Linked DNA regions of Homo sapiens: region 2 is linked to region 1. A link is an interaction called in ENCODE POLR2A ChIA-PET data of the cell type or tissue named here. Cell type or tissue: GM12878. All regions are shown on one strand. Links, peaks and the distances in the headings refer to the core of each region. The heading gives the core; the rest is flanking DNA. Region 1 overlaps OGDH (oxoglutarate dehydrogenase). Region 2 has its middle 16 kb from the start of NPC1L1.

Region 1 (8,541 bases), core at 1,647-6,646:
CATGTAGATAGGTGATCAGGCAAAAAGGGTATGATCTAATACCAACAGACCGAGTGGGGAAACCCAGCCAGGCCTGTTTGTTCAGATTCTTCTTGGCCTCTCTGTGCAGGATTCCTTCCTGTGGGTGTGAGGCAGGACTCCTGAAGTGGGTGTCTTGTGACCTACAATCAGACAAGGTAGGTCAGAGAATTTCTTTATTGCCGGCTCCAAGACAGAACAGTGGAGGAATATTAGAGTATATTTTTAGTTTCTATGGCCTCCCTTGGGGAGAAAAAGCAGCAGGTGAAAGGAGTGCCACAGGCCTGTTTCTGGGGCCTAAAGCACCCCAACATTGTAACAAAAGACTTCCACCTTTATCACTCTGAAGCTGTTTGGAAGCTACTTCAGGAACCAAGGAGAAATACTTTAACAAAATACATGCTTATTTTAGTTACTTAGGAAATAACAAGAACTATGGAACCAGGAATCATGGACAAAAACCCATATACGATAATAATATCACATTCCAGAATAGGCAAATCTATACAGAGAGAAAGTAGATTAGTGGTTGCCTGGGGCTGGGGCAGAGAAATGAGGGAAGGATGAGGAGTAACTCAATGGACATAGGGCTTTCTTTTTGGGAGGAGAGGATGAAAATGCTCTAAAACTAGATTGTGCTGATGGTGTCACAACCCTCTAATATACTGAAAAACATTCACCTTACAATTTAAATGAGTGAATTGTATGGTATGTGAATTATGTCTCAATAAAGTTATTTTTTTAATGTGTAAGAAAAAATGTAACTGAACTTATCACTGTACACAAAAATGATACAAGTTGTAATCCATTAATTTCAAGATGCAAAAATAAACACATACATTTGGGAAAAATAAGTTGTACAAAGAAAAAAAGTAAAAACCAAAGGAAAATTAGTTTTTAGGTGTTAAACGCCCTGCCCTTAGGAAACGATATACTTAAATAGGGTTCTGTCTGAAATATGAAGCCTTCGAGGTCTATGCCTCGAATTTCCCCAGTTGGGTAGGAGGTACCCTATCCCAGGGCACAAAGAATGAGGGAAATAAACCAACTACTGACGCCTATCAATATGACATTGGCTAGGTAGGGGGGTGATTAAAAAGGCAAGACCTAGCAAAAACAGTCTGCTGTTTCTCAGTAAATAAGTCTTTGAGGGAAAAAAACCCACACATCATTACATGATCCTTAAACCCTATGAGTGTTAGCTGGCAACCATTTTAAAGGACAACTCATCCACTTTCTTTTTTTCAGTTTCAGACTCAATTCTTCTGATGAATCATGAACACATTTGCTACAGACCTATGGCTGTTGTCTCATGCCTGCAATTATTTTTGTTTTAGTAGTAATACAAAGAACTCATGTACAGAGTACAGATATCAATTCTCCCTTATTGGCTGAGAATCTCAAAGAATTTATTATCTTTCACTAGTGACACCTCATTACATATAAGCTGAGGGAAGTAGTGAGGATTACTTTTAAACTGTAAAGTTTTTTTTCATTGCTAGATGGAAACAATTGTTGAGCCTGCAGGTACAGAGACCGTGTGACACCAAGTCACTGTGTGAGCTTTCCTGGGCCAACAGAGACCACGTGACACCAAGTCACTGTGTGAGCTTTCCTGGGCCATAAAGTGGAGACAGTAATTACTCCTAACCCCCTCATAATGTCTTTTTGTAATTGTAACACAAATATGAAAGCACTTTGAAAACTTGAAGGTATATCTATGACTAAAGAAATGGTTGGGTATGGTGGTTCATGCCTGTAATCCCAGCACTTTGGGAGGTCGAGGTGGGTGGATCACCTGAGATCAGGAGTTTGAGACCAGCCTGGCCAACATGCTGAAACCCCGCCTCTACTAAAACTACAAAAAAATTAGCTGTGCATTGTGGCGGGTGCCTGTAGTCCAGCTACTTGGGAGGCTGAGGCAGGAGAATTGCTTGAACCCGGGAGGTGGTTACTGTGAGCCGAGATCGCGCCACTGCACTCCAGCCTGGACGACAGAGTGAGACTCCAGAGCTCCGAAAGGAGTCTCGCTCTGTCGTCCAGGATGGAGTGCAGTGGCGCGATCTCGGCTCACATATATACATATATATATACGTATATATATATGTGTATATATATACACGTATATGTGTATATATACACATATATACGTATATATGCATATATATACACATATATATATGCATATACACATATACGTGTATATATATACACATATACACTTATATACGTATATATGTGTATATATACATAAACATGTGTGTATATATATACATATACATATGTGTATATATACGTATATACGTATATATATGTGTATATATACATAAACATGTGTATATATATATACATATATATATGTAGCCTAGGAAAAAAGGCAAACTAGTGATATAAAAAGTTCAAGTTTCCAAGATATTTAAACCTAAACATTAGCTAATTTGGAGTGGCGGTCAACTGGTAACTTCCAAAACATTAGTAGGCTGTCTCCATCATTTAGCACAGAAGCCTATTTAGCTCACCAATCATGGGTGGTCACCACTGGTAGGGACTGACACCTCCCTGATCAGATCCCTGAGTACGCTTCAGTATATAGGTCTGAAGACTGTTCTGCCCTTTCCCTGAGACGTGGCCCCACAGCATCTGAGATGCCCATGACTGATGTGGTATAAACAGGTTGACTGGGGAGGGTGTAGATAAATAGGCACTTTTAAAAGGTATTGATAGAGTGTAAATTATTAAATCTTTATGGAAAGCAGGACAATTTTTCAACATCTCATTAAAGCATATATAAAACGTGTTTCCTGCTAAATATAGCTAAAAACATGAGGCGTTACATTTAAGACAAAACAAGACTGTGAAAGGTGGAGAGAAGGAAGCAGACTGGCTAGGAACCAGAGGACCCAAAGAAAGAGCATTGAGGTTTTTTTTTTTTTTCTTTCTGTCAGGGTCTTGCTCTGTTGCCCAGGCTGGAGTGCAGTGGTGTGATCTCGGCTCACTGCAGCCTGGACCTCCCAGGCTCAAGTGATTCTCCCACCTCAGTCCCCCAAGTAGCTGAGACTACTACAGGCGCACATCACCATGCCTGGCTAATTTTTGTATTTTTTATAGAGACAGTTTTGCCATGTTGGCCAGGGTGGCCTCGAACTCCTGACCTCAAGTGTCAGACTCCCAAAGTGCTAGGATTACAGGTATGAGCCACCACACCCAGCCGAGCACTGAGTTCTTGATTTTCTTTATGCTTCATGTGTTTCAGACCTGGGTACTCGAGAAGCCTACAACCCAGAAATGCCAACAGGTGTAGACAAAGAAAACTACAAACAGAAACCTGTTCTCTCTAGCCAAAGGACCAGGAAAAGAGCAGCAAGATGGAAAACTTTTAAAGTTTTAAACAACAATTGCTCTACTGCGGCCAAATTCCACAGGAAATATCCTCACTCCACTCAGCTGGTGTCAGAATAGGGACCAGGGACTTTCATCCCCACCTGGTGAATAATGAGCCCTTCCAACTCACTCCCTGATAAGATAGTGGAGACCAGGTAGGGAGTCTGGATTTCAATCCCATCCAGCAGTAATGAAGCAGCACCCCTCCCTTCCCAGGCAGGGTGATGTCACCAAGGCCTAATGGGGAACTCTTACAGTCATACAGCAATAACAAGGAATCCCTCCCCCCAGACACCGCACCAGCAACAGTGAGGAAGCAGCCCCTCCCTGCCCCAGCAGAGGAAGCCTGCATTGCTTAGAGATTTAAACAAGATCAAGAGTCCATAACATAACACCCAGAATGTCCAGGTTGCAAGTCAAAGATCACTCTTTACACCAAGGGCCAGGATAATCTTGTCCGGGCATGGTGGCTCATACCTGTAATCCCAGCACTTTGGGAGGCTGAGGTAGGTGTTATCACTTGAGGTCAGGAATTCAAGACCAGCCTGGCCAACATGGTGAAGCCCTATCTTTACAAAAATACAAAAATTAGCCTGGCATGGTGGCACATGCCTGTAATCCCAGCTACTTGGGAGGCTGAGGCAGGAGAATCGCTTGAACCCAGGAGGTTGCAGTGAGCTGAGATCGCGCCACTGCACTCCAGCCTGGGCGACAGAGCGAGACTTCATCTCAAAAAAAAAAAAAAAAAAAAGAACCAAAAGAACCGGGATAATTTCAAACAAAAAAAGACAATCTATAGACACCAATACCAAGATGACGTAGACTTACAATTATCTGACAAAGATTCTAAAAGAGGCATCCTCAAAATGCTTCCACGAGCAACTATGAACATGCTTGAAACAAATGAAAAATAAAGTTTCAGCAAAGAGAAGATGTAGAGAACAAAACAGACATTTCAGAACTGAAAAATGCACTAAGCAAAAGAAAAAAGCTTTAGCATGGGTTAAAGGGCAGAATAAAGACAGAGGAAATCAGTGAACTTGAAGACAGAACAAGGCCTCAGGGAAATAACAAAAGATCTAATATTAATGTCATTGGAGTCCCTGATGAAGGCAGAAGGAGGGGCTGGAAAAGCATTCAAAGAAATAATGGCTACAAATCTCCCAAATCTGGCAAAAGGCATAAAGAACCCCGTGAAGAATAAACCCAAATAAATGCACACCAAGACACATCATAAACAAATTCAGAAAACTCAATACAAAAAACAAACAAACAAAAAAAACAAAAAAAACCAAAACCTTGAAGGCAGCCAGAGAGAAATGGTGCATTATACACAAGAAAAAAAAAAAAAAAGGCCTGTAATCCCAGCACTTTGGGAGGCTGAGGTGAAAGGATAGCTTGCCTAGGGGTTTGAGACCAGCCTTGGCAACAGAGCAAGACCCTATATCTACAAAAAATAAAAATTTTAAAAAGACAGCTAGGCCAGGTGCCGTGGCTCATGCCTGTAATCCCAGCACTTTGGGAGGCCGAGGCGAGCGGATGGCCCGAGTTTGGGAGTTTCAGACCAGCCTGACCAACATGGAGAAACCCCGTCTCAACTAAAAATACAAAATTAGCTGGGAGTGGCAGCACATACCTGTAATCCCAGCTACTCGGGAGGCTGAGGCAGGAGAATCACTTGAACCTGAGAGGTGGAGGTTGCAGTGAGCTGAGATCACGCCATGGCACTCCAGCCTGTGCAACAACAGCAAAATGCCATCTTCAAAAAAAAAAAAAAAAAAAAGCCAGGTGGCTGGGCCCAGTGGCTCACACCTGTTATCCCAGCACTTTGGGAGGCCGATGTGGGCAGATGACTTGAGGTCAGGAGTTTGAGAACGGCCTGGCCAACATGGTGAAACCCCATCTCGACTAAAAATATAAAAATTATAGCCGGGCGTGGTGGCTCACGCCTGTAATCCCAGCACTTTGGGAGGCCGAGACGGGTGGATCACGAGGCCAGGAGATTGAGACCATCCTGGCTAACACGGTGAAACCCCATCTCTACTAAAAATACAAAAAATTAGCCAGGCATGGTGGTGGGCGCCTATAGTCCCAGCTACTCGGGAGACTGAGCAGAAGAATGGCGTGAACCTGGGTGGCAGAGCTTGCGGTGAGCCAAGATCGCATCACTGCACTCCAGCCTGGGTGACAGAGTGAGACTCCGTCTCAAAACAAACAAACAAACAAATAAACAAACAAACAAAACAGCCAGGTGTGGTGGCGGGTGCCTATAGTCCCAGTTACTCAGGAGGCCGAGGTGAGAGAATAACATGAATCTGGGAGGCAGAGGTTGCAGTGAGCCGAGATCACAACACTGCATTCCAGCCTGGGCGACAAAGTGAGACTGTCTCAAAAAACAAAAACAAAAACAAGCCAGGCGCAGTGGCTCATGCCTGTAATCCCAGCACTTTGGGAGGCAGAGGCAAGTGGATCACGAGGTCAGGAGATCGAGACCATCCTGGCTAACATGGTGAAACCCTGTCTCTACTAAAAATACAAAAAAATTACGTTGGTGGCACGTGCCTGTAGTCCCAGCTACTCAGGAGGCTGAGGCAGGAGAATTGCTTGAACCCAGGAGGCGGAGGTTGCAGTGAGCCGAGATCGCGCCACTGCACTCCAGCCTGGGCGACAGAGTGACACTCCGTCTCAAAAAAAAGAAAAGAAAAGAAAAGAAAAGAAAAAAAACAGCCAGGCGTGGTGGTACGTGCCTGCAGTCCCAGCTACTCAGGAGGCTGAAGTAGCAAGATTGCTTGAGCCTGGAAGTAGAGGCTGCAGTGAGCTGTGATAATGCCACTCTACTCCAGCCTGGGTGACAGAGTAAGACCCTGCCTCAAAAATAATAAATAAGTATAATGAAGAAAGGTGGCCAGGCGTGGTGGCTCACGCCTGTAATCCTAGCACTTTGGGAGGCCGAGGCGAGTGGATCATGAGATCAGGAGTTCAAGACCAGCCTGGCCAACATGGTGAAACCCCATCTCTACTAAAAATAAAAAAAATTAGCAGGGTGTGGTGGTGCATGCCTGTAGTCCCACCTACTCGGGGGTCTGAGGCAGGAGAATCGCTTGAACCCAGGATGCAGAGGTTGCAGTGAGCCGAGATCATGCCCATTGCACTCCAGCCTGGGCAACAGAGTAAGACTCCGTCACAAGAAAAAAAAAAGAAAGGCAAAAGAACTAGATTAGCTGAAACAATTTTGAAAAAGAAGTGAGAGAAATCAATCTATCCGATTTTGAGACTTCTTATGAGCTACAATAATAAAAACTCTCGGTATTGGTGATGGGATAGACACAAAGATCAATGGAATGCAACAGAGAATCAGAAACAGAGTCACACAAGTACAGCCAAGTGATTTCTGACGAAAGTGCAAAAGCAATTCAATGGAAGAAAAACAGTCTTCTCAAACAAACGGTGCTGGTTAGATATTCATAAGCAAAAACCCCCCACAAAAACCAAAAAACACTCAAACTTTAAACCACATACAGAAATTAACTCCAAATGGATATACCTAATGTAAATGACGAGTTAATGGGTGCAGCACACCAACATGGCACATGTATACATATGTAACAAACCTGCATGTTGTGCACATGTACCCCAGAACTTAAAGCATAATAATAAAAAAAAACATTAAAACTTTTAGAATATCTATTTGATCTTGAGTCTTTAGGACTCAAAAAAAGCTGGCCACAAGACTAAATTTATATCAATTACATTAAAATTAAAAACTGTTCATCAAAAAGTACCATAAAGTGAAAACATAAAAAAAAAAAGAAAAAAGAAATTAAGTCTAAATGAATCATAGATTTAAATGTAAAATTTAAAAATTTTATAAAAGTGGCCAGGCGCAGTGGCTCACGCCTGTAATCCTGGCACTTCAGGAAGCCAAGGTGGGAGGATTGCTTGACCCCAGGAGTTTGAGACCAGTCTGGGCAACATGGCAAAACCCGTCCCTACAAAAAATACAAAAATTAGGCCAGGCACGGTGGCTCACGCCTGTAATCCCAGCACTTTGGGAGGCCGAGGCGGGGGGGATCACGAGGTCAGGAGATCGAGACCATCCTGGGTAACACAGTGAAACCCCGTCTCTACTAAAAAATACAAAAAAAAAAAATTAGCCGGGCATGGTGGCGGGCACCTGTAGTCCCAGCTACTCAGGAGGCTGAGGTGGGAGAATGGCATGAACCCGGAAGGCGGAGGTTGCAGTGAGCTGAGATCGTGCCACTGCACTCCAGCACTCCAGCCTGGGCGACAGAGCGAGACTCCGTCTCAAAAAACCAAAAAACAAAAAATACAAAAATTAGCCAGGCATGGTGCAGACTCCGGTACTCTTAGCTACTCAGGAGGCTGAGGTGTGAGGATCACCGGATCACCTGAGCCCAGGAGGTTGAGGCTGCGGTGAGCTGTGATCATGCCACTGCACTCCAGCCTGGGGTGACAGAGTAAGACCGTGTCTCCAAAAAAAAAAAAAAAAAAATTTAGAAAAATACATATGATAAAATCTTCAGGAATTTGGGCTAGGCAAAGAGTTCTTCAACTCAACACCAAAAGCAATCTAACAAAAGATAAAATTGGTAAACCAGACCTCATCAAAATTATAAACTTTTGCTTTGCAAAAGACCCCGTTAAGAAGATGAAAAGGGGCTGAGCGCGGTGGCTCACGCCTGTAATCCCAGCACTTTGGGAGGCCAAGGGGGTGTCGATCACGAGGTCAGGAGATCCAGACCATCCTGGCTAACACAGTAAAAGCCCGTCTCTACTAAAAATACAAAAGAATTAGCCGGGCGTGGTGGCACGCGGCTGTAGTCCCAGCTACTTGGGAGGCTGAGAAAGGCTTGAACCGGGGAGGTGGAGGTTGCAGTGAGCCAAGATTGCACCACTGCACTCCAGCCTGGGCAACAGAGCAAGACTCCGTCTCAAACAAACAAACAAACAAAAAGATGAAAAGGGCTAGGAGCAGTGGCTCACGCCTGTAATCCCAGCACTCTGGGAGGCTGAGGTGGACAGATCGCGAGGTCAGGAGTTCGAGACCAGCCTGACCAACACGGTGAAACCCCGTCTCTACTAAAAATACAAAAATTAGCCAGGTGTGGTGGCAAGCGCCTG
Region 2 (8,541 bases), core at 2,295-7,294, 58 kb after region 1:
CCACCATTGCCTTCTGGGACGTGTCTCCATACTTCCACGAGAATACGTCTAGGGCACAGCCTGGGGTTCTGCATTTGAGTTCTCACCTCCGTCCCAGGTGAGCCCAAAGGTGCTGGTCTCTAGTCCACATTTGAGAGGCAAGGCTTTAATATCCACCACACACATTTATTTTGCAGATTGGCAAAAGCTTAGATTAACTAGCCAGCCCAATGTCACTTGGCTAAGTGGTAGAGGGGAGGTGCTGTGTCTGTCAGACTCTAGTCTGGAATTGGAGGTGGGATACCTAGGTTCAAGTCCTGGATATGAAACTTCCCTGTCACATCCCTTCTCTGAGCCCAACACTTAATCCGAAAGTCATGGTGACGTGGGAGGCCAGGTAAAGTAGGAGATGTCTAGCTAGATTGGAATTTCAAATAATGAGGAATTTTACAGCATAACCGTGTCCTGTCCAATATTTGGGACATATGCTAAAACAGATATTCACTGTTTCTCTGAAATTCCAGTATAGCTGGGCATCCTGCTTTTTATTTGCTAAATGTGCAACCCTAGGTTGTGAGACCTCTCTGACCCACGCGTGGCCTCCTCCAGGAAGTCTTCCTGAGCGCCAGCCTGGGCTGGGCATCCTCCTCTGTGTGTCTGATGCTGCTCTGACCTCATGAAGCTCTAATTGCTGGGGCCTGTCCCCACCTTGATGTGGGAGCTCTTCGGAGGCAAGGACCATGCCAAGTTGCATATCTGTGTGTTCCTGAGTCCAGTGGTTCATTAAAAGCTTTTCCCTGAGAGTATCCTTAATGCCCCGGAGGTAATTCTCTTTTCACAACCTTTCTACTGCCTGAGGCTCTTGAGGACTAATTCCAGTTAAAAGCAGAGGGAAGGATGTGGTAGGAATAGCACCGCATGGAGCTGGACTCTGTGCCCCCCGTGCAGCAGGCAGGACCCTCCCTCTGTGTCACCTCCATGACTCAGGGCTCAGACAGGAAGCCCTCATCCTCGTCCTCCACGGGTCTCATGTTTGTCAAGGCCAGGGGTATCAGGCGTAGTAGGCAGGGGCCCATGCCTGCTCCCATCTGGGAGACCCTGCTTCAGGCCCCTCTCATGGCCCCTTTTGTTCCCCACAGCTCACTGTACAACTTGTTGGTTCAAGGTTAGAAAATGCAGTTTTGTGTTGAGGGGGACCATCACAGAAGACAAAGGGTCCAGGATGAAGGCTACCCATCAGCTTGCAGGGCTGGGACGAATGTGAGAAGCAACTGATGCTTGTACAGTAGAGAGTAAGCATGTAGGGCCAGTCCCCAGACCTTGCCTCCCCTCAGCCTTGACATGTGATCTCCATTTCTGGTGGCTACCCCTGCTAGTGGTCTGGCTTCACCATCTTAGCCCTGCCCAGGCTAAGACCCTCTTCCATCAGAACCTGCAGCTGGGATGCTGGGAGCAACAGTCAGGGCAGAGCTGCCCATCCTCCCATTCAGGGAGCCCTCAGGAAGTACTTGGGACCCCCCGACCCTTTATAGATTCAGCCTGCCTCATCCCCTCCATGGACCAACACGCCCTTCTCCTCAGCAGTGGGCTGGGGGACCAGGCTCCTGAACTGCTTGTGGCTGTTCCAGCAGTGGGGAGATGGAGGGTCACACAGTCCTGAGTCTATGGCTTTGACAGCAACGGGTCCTGACTGCAGCTGTATTCGTGAAGCGAAGTACCTAATACAATCACCGAAATGTACAAATTGGACCCCTATAGGTTCAAGGATTCTTGGTGTAGGAGGTATGGCCCCCGCCCCGGGAACCAGGACCTCAGCTTTTAGAAGCAAAATGCATGAATGCAGTGATGGTTAGGCCAAGTGCCAAGGGAGACAGCCAACCCCTGCTATCATGGCCAGAGGAGGGAGAGACCACTCAGGCCTGGGTGGTGGTAGAAATCCTCACTGCCAAGGAGATTGTATGCGCAGGCGTTGGGAAGGCCCGGAGAAGCCTGAGAGACAGGCTTGGCTTGGTTATAGCAGAGCTGGGTGGAGGGAGCAGATTAGTTGGCTTAGCACAGGCTTCCTGCAGGGTGGTGGTTCTTGGCCAGATTTGCCCCAGTGGGGCTTTTGGGAAAGTATAGAAATATTGTTGTTTTTTTTTTTTTGAGACAGAGTCTTGCTCCGTTGCCCAGGCTGGAGTGCAGTGGTGTGTTCTTGGCTCACTACAACCTCCATCCACCTCCCGGGTTCAAGTGATTCTCCTGCCTCAGCCTGCCAAGTAGTTGGGACTACAGGCATGTGCCACCACACCCAGCTAATCTTTGTATTTTTAGGAGATGGGGTTTCACCATGTTGGCCAGGCTGGTCATGAACTCCTAACCTCAAGTGATCTGCCCGCCTCAGCCTCCCAAAGTGCTGGGATTACAGGTGTGAGCCACTGTGCCAGCCAAGAAACATTTTAGGTTATCATATCTGGGCAATGGATGCTACTGGCTTTAGGTGGGAAGAGGCCGGGGATACTGTTAAAATCATGCAATGTACAAGGCAGCCCCCACAAGAGAGTTCTGTGGTTGAAAATGTCCGTAGTGTTGAGGTTGAGGACTCTGCTGTGGGGCAACAGTAGGAGAAGGGGTGCTAATAGTCAGGTGGTGGACAGCAGGGAATTACAGGTACATCAGTTAGGAGTGTATACAGCTGCAAGTAAGAGACCACCAGATGGCAGGAACAGTGGGAACAGAATGGTTTATCTTTTTCATGTGTCAAGATAAGTGGTGCTAAAGTCAGGCATGGTGGCCCTCACTTATAATCCCAGCAATTCAGGAGGCTGAAGAGTGAGGATCACTTGAGGCCAGGAGTTCAAGACCAGCCTGGGCAACACAGTGAAATGCCATCTCTAAAAATAAAAATTAAAAAAATTAGCCAGGGGCTGGGTGCAGTGGCTCACGCCTGTAATCCCAGCACTTTGGGAGGCTAAGGCGGGTGGATCACCTGAGGTCAGGAGTTCGAGACCAGCCTGGCCAACATGGTGAAACCCTGTCTCTACTAAAAATATAAAATTAGCTGGGCATGGTGGCACACCTGTAATTCTACTTACTCGGGAGGCTGAGGCAAGGGAATCACTTAGAACTGGGGAGGCGTAAGTTGCAGTGAGCTGAGTCACGCCATTGCACTCCAGCCTGGGCGACAGATCAAGACCCTGTCAAGGAAAGGAAAGGAGAGGGGAGGGGAGGGGAGGGGGGAGGGGGGAGGGGGGAGGAGAAGGAGGGAGGGGGAAGATTAGCTAGGCATGGTGATGAGCACCTGTAGTCCCTCCTAGCTACTCCGAAGGCTACGGTGGGAGAACTGCTTGAGCCTGGGAGGTCAAGGCTGCAGTTAGTGATGATCGTGTCACTGCACTCCAGCCTGGGTGAAAAAGTGAGACCCTGTCTCAAAAAGAAAAAAGACAGATAGGAAGAAAGAAAGAAGAAAAGAAAGAAAAAGAGAGAGAGAGAGAGAGGGAGGGAGGGAGGGAAAGGAAAGGAAGGAAGGAAATGCATCTGATTTTTGTGTATTGATTTTGTATCCTATAATTTTGCCAAGTTCATTTATTAGTTCTAGTAATTTTTTTTATTAAAAAAAATTTTCAAGATAGGGTCTCACCCTGTTGTCTAGGCTGGAGTGCAGTGGCACGGTTATAGCTCACTGCAGTCTCCATTGCCAGGACTCAAACAGTCCTCCTGCCTCAGCCTCCTGAATAGCTGGGACTACAGGCATGCCAGCATGCCTGGCTAATTATTTTATTTTTTGTAGAGATGGGGTCTCACGTTGTTGCCCAGGCTGGTCTTAAACTCCTGGGCTCAAGTGATTGTCCTGCCTCAGTCTCCCAAAGTGCTGGGATTATAGGCATGCTCCACCACACTCAGACAAGTTATAATACATTTTCAGTGGCGTATTTACTGTTTTAGAATATAAAATCTATCTGCAAATAGAGATAAGTTTAATTTTTTTCTAATTTGGACACTCTTTTCCTTCCTCCCTCCCCTTCCCCTTTCCCTTCCCCTTCCCTTTTCCCTCCCTCCCTCTCTCCCTCTCTTTCTCTCTCTCTCTTTCTCTCTTTTCTCTTTTCTTTTCATTTCATTTTTGCCAAATTGCTCTGGTTAGAACTTTTAACACTATGTTGAATAGAAGTGGTGACAGTATCTCATTCCTAGACACTTTTCGAAAGAAGACATACATGCAACCAACAAACATTTGAAAAAAAACTCAATATCACTGATCATTAAAGAAACAGAAATCAAAACCACAATGAGATACCATCTCACATCAGCCAGAATGGCTATTATTAAAAAGTAAAAAAAAGAAAAAATAACATGCTGGCAAGGTCATAGAGAAAAGGGAACACTTGTACAGTGTTGGTGGGAGTGTAAATTAGGTCAACCATTGTGGAAAGCAGCGTGGCAATTCCTCAGAGACCTAAAGGCAGAACTACCATTCGACCCAGCAATCCCATTACTGGGTATATACCCAAAGGAATGTAAGTTGTTCTGCCATAAGGACACATGCACACGTCTGTTCATTGCAGCACTATTCACAATAGTAAAGACATGGAATCAACCTAAATGCCCATCAATGACAGATTGGATAAAGAAAATGTACATATATGTCATGGAATACTATTCAGACATAAAAAAAGACATGTGATTATGTCCTTTGCAGGAACATGGATGGAGCTGGAGGCCATTATCCTTAGCAAACTAACGCAGGAACAGAAAACAAAATACCACATATTCTCACTTATATTCTCTCACTAAATGATGAGAACTCATAGGCACTAAGAGGGGAACGACAGATGCTGGAACCCAGTGGAGGGTGGGAGGAGGGAGAGGAGCAGGAAAAATAACTATTGGGTACTAGACTTAGTACCTGGGCGAGAAAATAATCTGTACAACAAACCCCCGTGACACAAGTTTACCTATATAACAAACCTGCATATGTACAACTTAATGTAAAATAAAAGTTAAAAAACAAGGCCAGGCATGGTAGCTCATGCCTGTAATCCCAGCCTTTTGGGAGGCCGAGGTGGGCGGATCACTTGAGGTCAGGAGTTTGAGACCAGCCTGCCCAACTTGGTGAAACCCTGTCTCTACCAAAAAAGGAAAAAAAAAAAAAAAGCCAGGTGTGGTGGTCCATGCCTGTAATCCCAGCTACTCAGGAGGCTGAGGCAGGAGAATTGCTTGAACTTGGGAGGCAGAGTTTGCAGTAGGCTGAGATCGCTCCACTGCACTCCAGTTTGGGTGACAAAGCGAGACTCTGTCTCAAAAAAACAAAAAACAAAGTTAAAAAACAAAACATCGGACACCACACACCACATGGCAGGATCCAGGATCCAATCAGATCAAGCTCTGGCATCACCCCACGGCAGGATCCAGTCAGATATTACCTTCCAGCATCACCTCATTGTGAGATCCAATTAGATCATGCCTCATTATTACCCTGTGCTTATAAAACCCAACCCAACCCCTAGCTCAGGAAAAGAGATTGAGCATTCCCTCCTTCCTTGCCAGTTGACTTTAAATAAAGCTTTTCTTATCTCAAAATATAAAAAAGAAAGTATCTCCCCTGGGCATGGTGGGCTCGTGCCGGTAATCCCAGCACTCTGAGAGGCAGAAGTGGGCAGATCAACTGAGGTCAGGAGTTCAAGACCAGCCTGGCCAACATAGCAAAACCCTGTCTCTACTAAAAATACAAAAATTAGCCAGGTGTGGTGCCTGGCTAATTTCCACGCCCGGCTAATTTTTGCATTTTTAGTAGAGACGGGGTTTTGCCATGTTGGTTAGGCTGGCCTTGAACTTCTGACCTTGTGATCCACCCACCTCAGCTTCCCAAAGTGCTAGCATTACAGGCATGAGCCACCACCCCCAGCCCTCTTCTGCCTGATCTTAGAGGAAAAACCTTCAGTCTTTCATCATTAAAAAAAAAAATTATTTTTCGAGACAGAGTCTTCCTCTGTTTTCCAGGCTGGAGTGCAGTGATGTAATCGTGGTTCACAGCAGCCTCAAACTCCTGGGCTCAAGTGATCCTCCTGTCTGAGCCTCCTGAGTAACTAGGACTACAGGCATGCACCACTACACCAAGATTTTTTTTGGTAGGGTCTTGCTTTGACCTTCCTTTGACCTTGCTTTGACCCTTGATTTGACCTTGCTTTGACAGTGTCTTGTAATGTTGCCCAGGCTTCTCTTGAACTCCTGGGCTCCAGTGATTCTACCACATTGGCCTCCCAAAGCAGTGGGATTATGAGCATGAATCATTGAGCCTGCCAGCCTTCTGTCACTGAGGATGATATAAACTGTGGGGTTTTTTGGTTGTTTTTGTTTTTGAGACGAAATCTCACTCTGTCGCCCAGGCTGGAGTGCAATGGCACAATCTCAGCTGACTGCAACCTCTGCCTCCTGAGTTCAAGTGATTCTCCTGTCTCAGCCTCCCGAGTAGATGGGATTACAGGCGTGTGCAACCACGCCTGGCTAATTTTTTGTATTTTTAGTAGAGATGGGGTATCACCATGTTGGCCAGGCTGGTCTCTTAACTCCTGACCTCAAGTGATCTACCCGCCTCAGCCTCCCAAAGTGCTGAGATTACAGGCATGAGCCACCACACCTGGACATTTTTTTTCATACATGGCCTTTATCATGTTGAGAGAGTTACCTGTATTCCTTGTTTTCTGAGTGGTTTTATTATGAAAGGATGTCGGATATTGTCAGATGTCTTTTCTGCATCGGTTGAGAGAATCATGTGATTTTTTCCCTTCATCCTGTTAATCTGGTATAGTTCATTAATTGATTTCCATATGTTGAACCATCCTTATATTCCAGGAATAAAGTCTACCTGGTCATGATGTATACTCTTTTTTTGTTTTGTTTTTTTTTGGAGAGGGAGTCTTGCTCTGTGGCCCAGGCTGGAGTCCAGTTGCATGATCTCAGCTCATTGCAACCTCTGCCTCCCAGGTCCAAGTGATTCTTCTGCCTCAGCCTCCTAAGTAGCTGGGACTACAGGCATGTACCACCACAGCCGGCTAGTTTTTGTATTTTTAGTAGAGACGAGGTTTCACCATGTTGGCCAGGCTGGTCTCGAACTCCTGACCTCAAGTGATCTGCCTGCCTCGGCCTCCCAAAGTACTGGGATTACAGGCTTGAGCCACTGCGCCTGGCCAATGTGTATAATCTTTTTAATACGATGTTCAGCTTGGTTCGCTAGTACTTTTACTCAGTATTCATGTATATTTTATTCAATATTTATGAGATCTGTAGTTTTCTTGTAGTGCCTTTGGTTTTGATATCAGTATACCATAGGATCAGGATACTATGAACATGCCCTCATAGAATAAGTTAGGAAGTGTTCTTTCCTCTTCAATTTAGGGAAGAATTTGAGGAGGATTGATATTATTTCTTTTTCTTTTTCTTTTTCTTTCTTTTTTTTTTTTGAGATGGAGTTTTGCTCTTGTTGCCCAGGCTGGAGTGCAATAGCGTGATCTTGGCTCACAGCAACCTCTGCCAACTGGGTTCAAGCGATTCTCCTGCCCCAGCTTCCTGAGTAGCTGGGATTACAGACATGTGCCACCATGCCCAGCTAATTTTGTATTTTTAGTAGAGACGGGGTTTCTCCATGTTGGTCAGGCTGGTCTCAAATTCCGACCTCAGGTGATCCGCCTGCCTCAGCCTCCTAAAGTGCTGGGATTACAGGCGTTGAGCCACCATGCCCAGCTGATATTAATTCTGCTTTAAATGTTTGCTAGAATTCGCCAGTGAAGCCATCTGATCCTGGGCTTTTCTTTTGGGGGAGTTTAAAAATTACTGATTCAATTTCCTTACTAGTTATATGTCTATTTAGATTTTCTGCTTCTTCATGAATCAGTTTTGGTATGCAATGTCTAGCAATTTGTCCATTTCTTCTAGATTATCGTTTGTTATACAGTCATTTATAGTATTATATTGTATTTTTTATTTCTGTAAAATTGTAAAGTTCCCACTTTCATTTGTGATTTTGGTAATATGAGTCTTCTCTTTTTCTTAGTCACCTTACCTAAAGGTTTGTCAATTTTGTTGATTTTTTTCTTTTAAAATTTATTTTTCTGTATTATTTTATTTGTATTATAGATTGCTCCTTCAGAATATTTTTTTCAAGAAATCAACTTTTTGTTTCATAGCTGTTCTCTATAGTTTTCTATTCCCTATTTCACTTATCTCAGTTGTAGTCTTTATTATTTTTAAAAATTCTAGCTTTGAGTTTAGTTTTTCTTTTTCTAGCTCCTTAAGGTGTGCAGTTAGAAAATTTCAAATCTTTCTTCTTCTCTTCTCCTCCCCCTCCTCCTTCTTCCTCCTCGCCCTTCCTCCTCCTCCCCCTCCTCCTGTTGGGGTGATCAGACCCAACACCAGGTCGTGGGGGTGACAAAGTCCGGTGGAGTCAAAGGATTGAGACAAAGACAGTTTGAGAGATAAAGGTGGGACACCAAGGGGCCATCGTGATCATGGAGGCTGCGAAAGCCCTGCGCTCTGGGAGTCCACAGTATTTATTGGTAATCCAACAAAGAAACAGGTGGTGAGGCATGT

Evidence for each region. ChIA-PET counts read pairs that join two places held together with the same protein. Peaks named below come from ENCODE experiments on the same cell type or tissue, not always from the same donor. Only the 100,000 strongest peaks of a DNase experiment are listed, where the experiment ranks them.
Region 2: POLR2A ChIA-PET joins it to region 1 with 7 read pairs; 7 of 35 experiments call an interaction of 5 or more read pairs at or near these places.

What each region holds. Positions count from the first base shown.
Region 1 is chr7:44,610,444-44,618,984 of GRCh38, reverse strand. The region is part of intron 1 of OGDH (oxoglutarate dehydrogenase); the gene reads right to left. Among named protein-coding and RNA genes, the nearest start is that of OGDH, 8.1 kb to the right of the region's middle. In GM12878, for the core only: no CTCF peak of the experiment used is centred there; no DNase peak of the experiment used is centred there; H3K27ac peaks cover 869 bases.
Region 2 is chr7:44,553,127-44,561,667 of GRCh38, reverse strand. No RefSeq gene overlaps it. Among named protein-coding and RNA genes, the nearest start is that of NPC1L1, 16 kb to the right of the region's middle. RefSeq lists an enhancer at 1-311. In GM12878, for the core only: no CTCF peak of the experiment used is centred there; no DNase peak of the experiment used is centred there.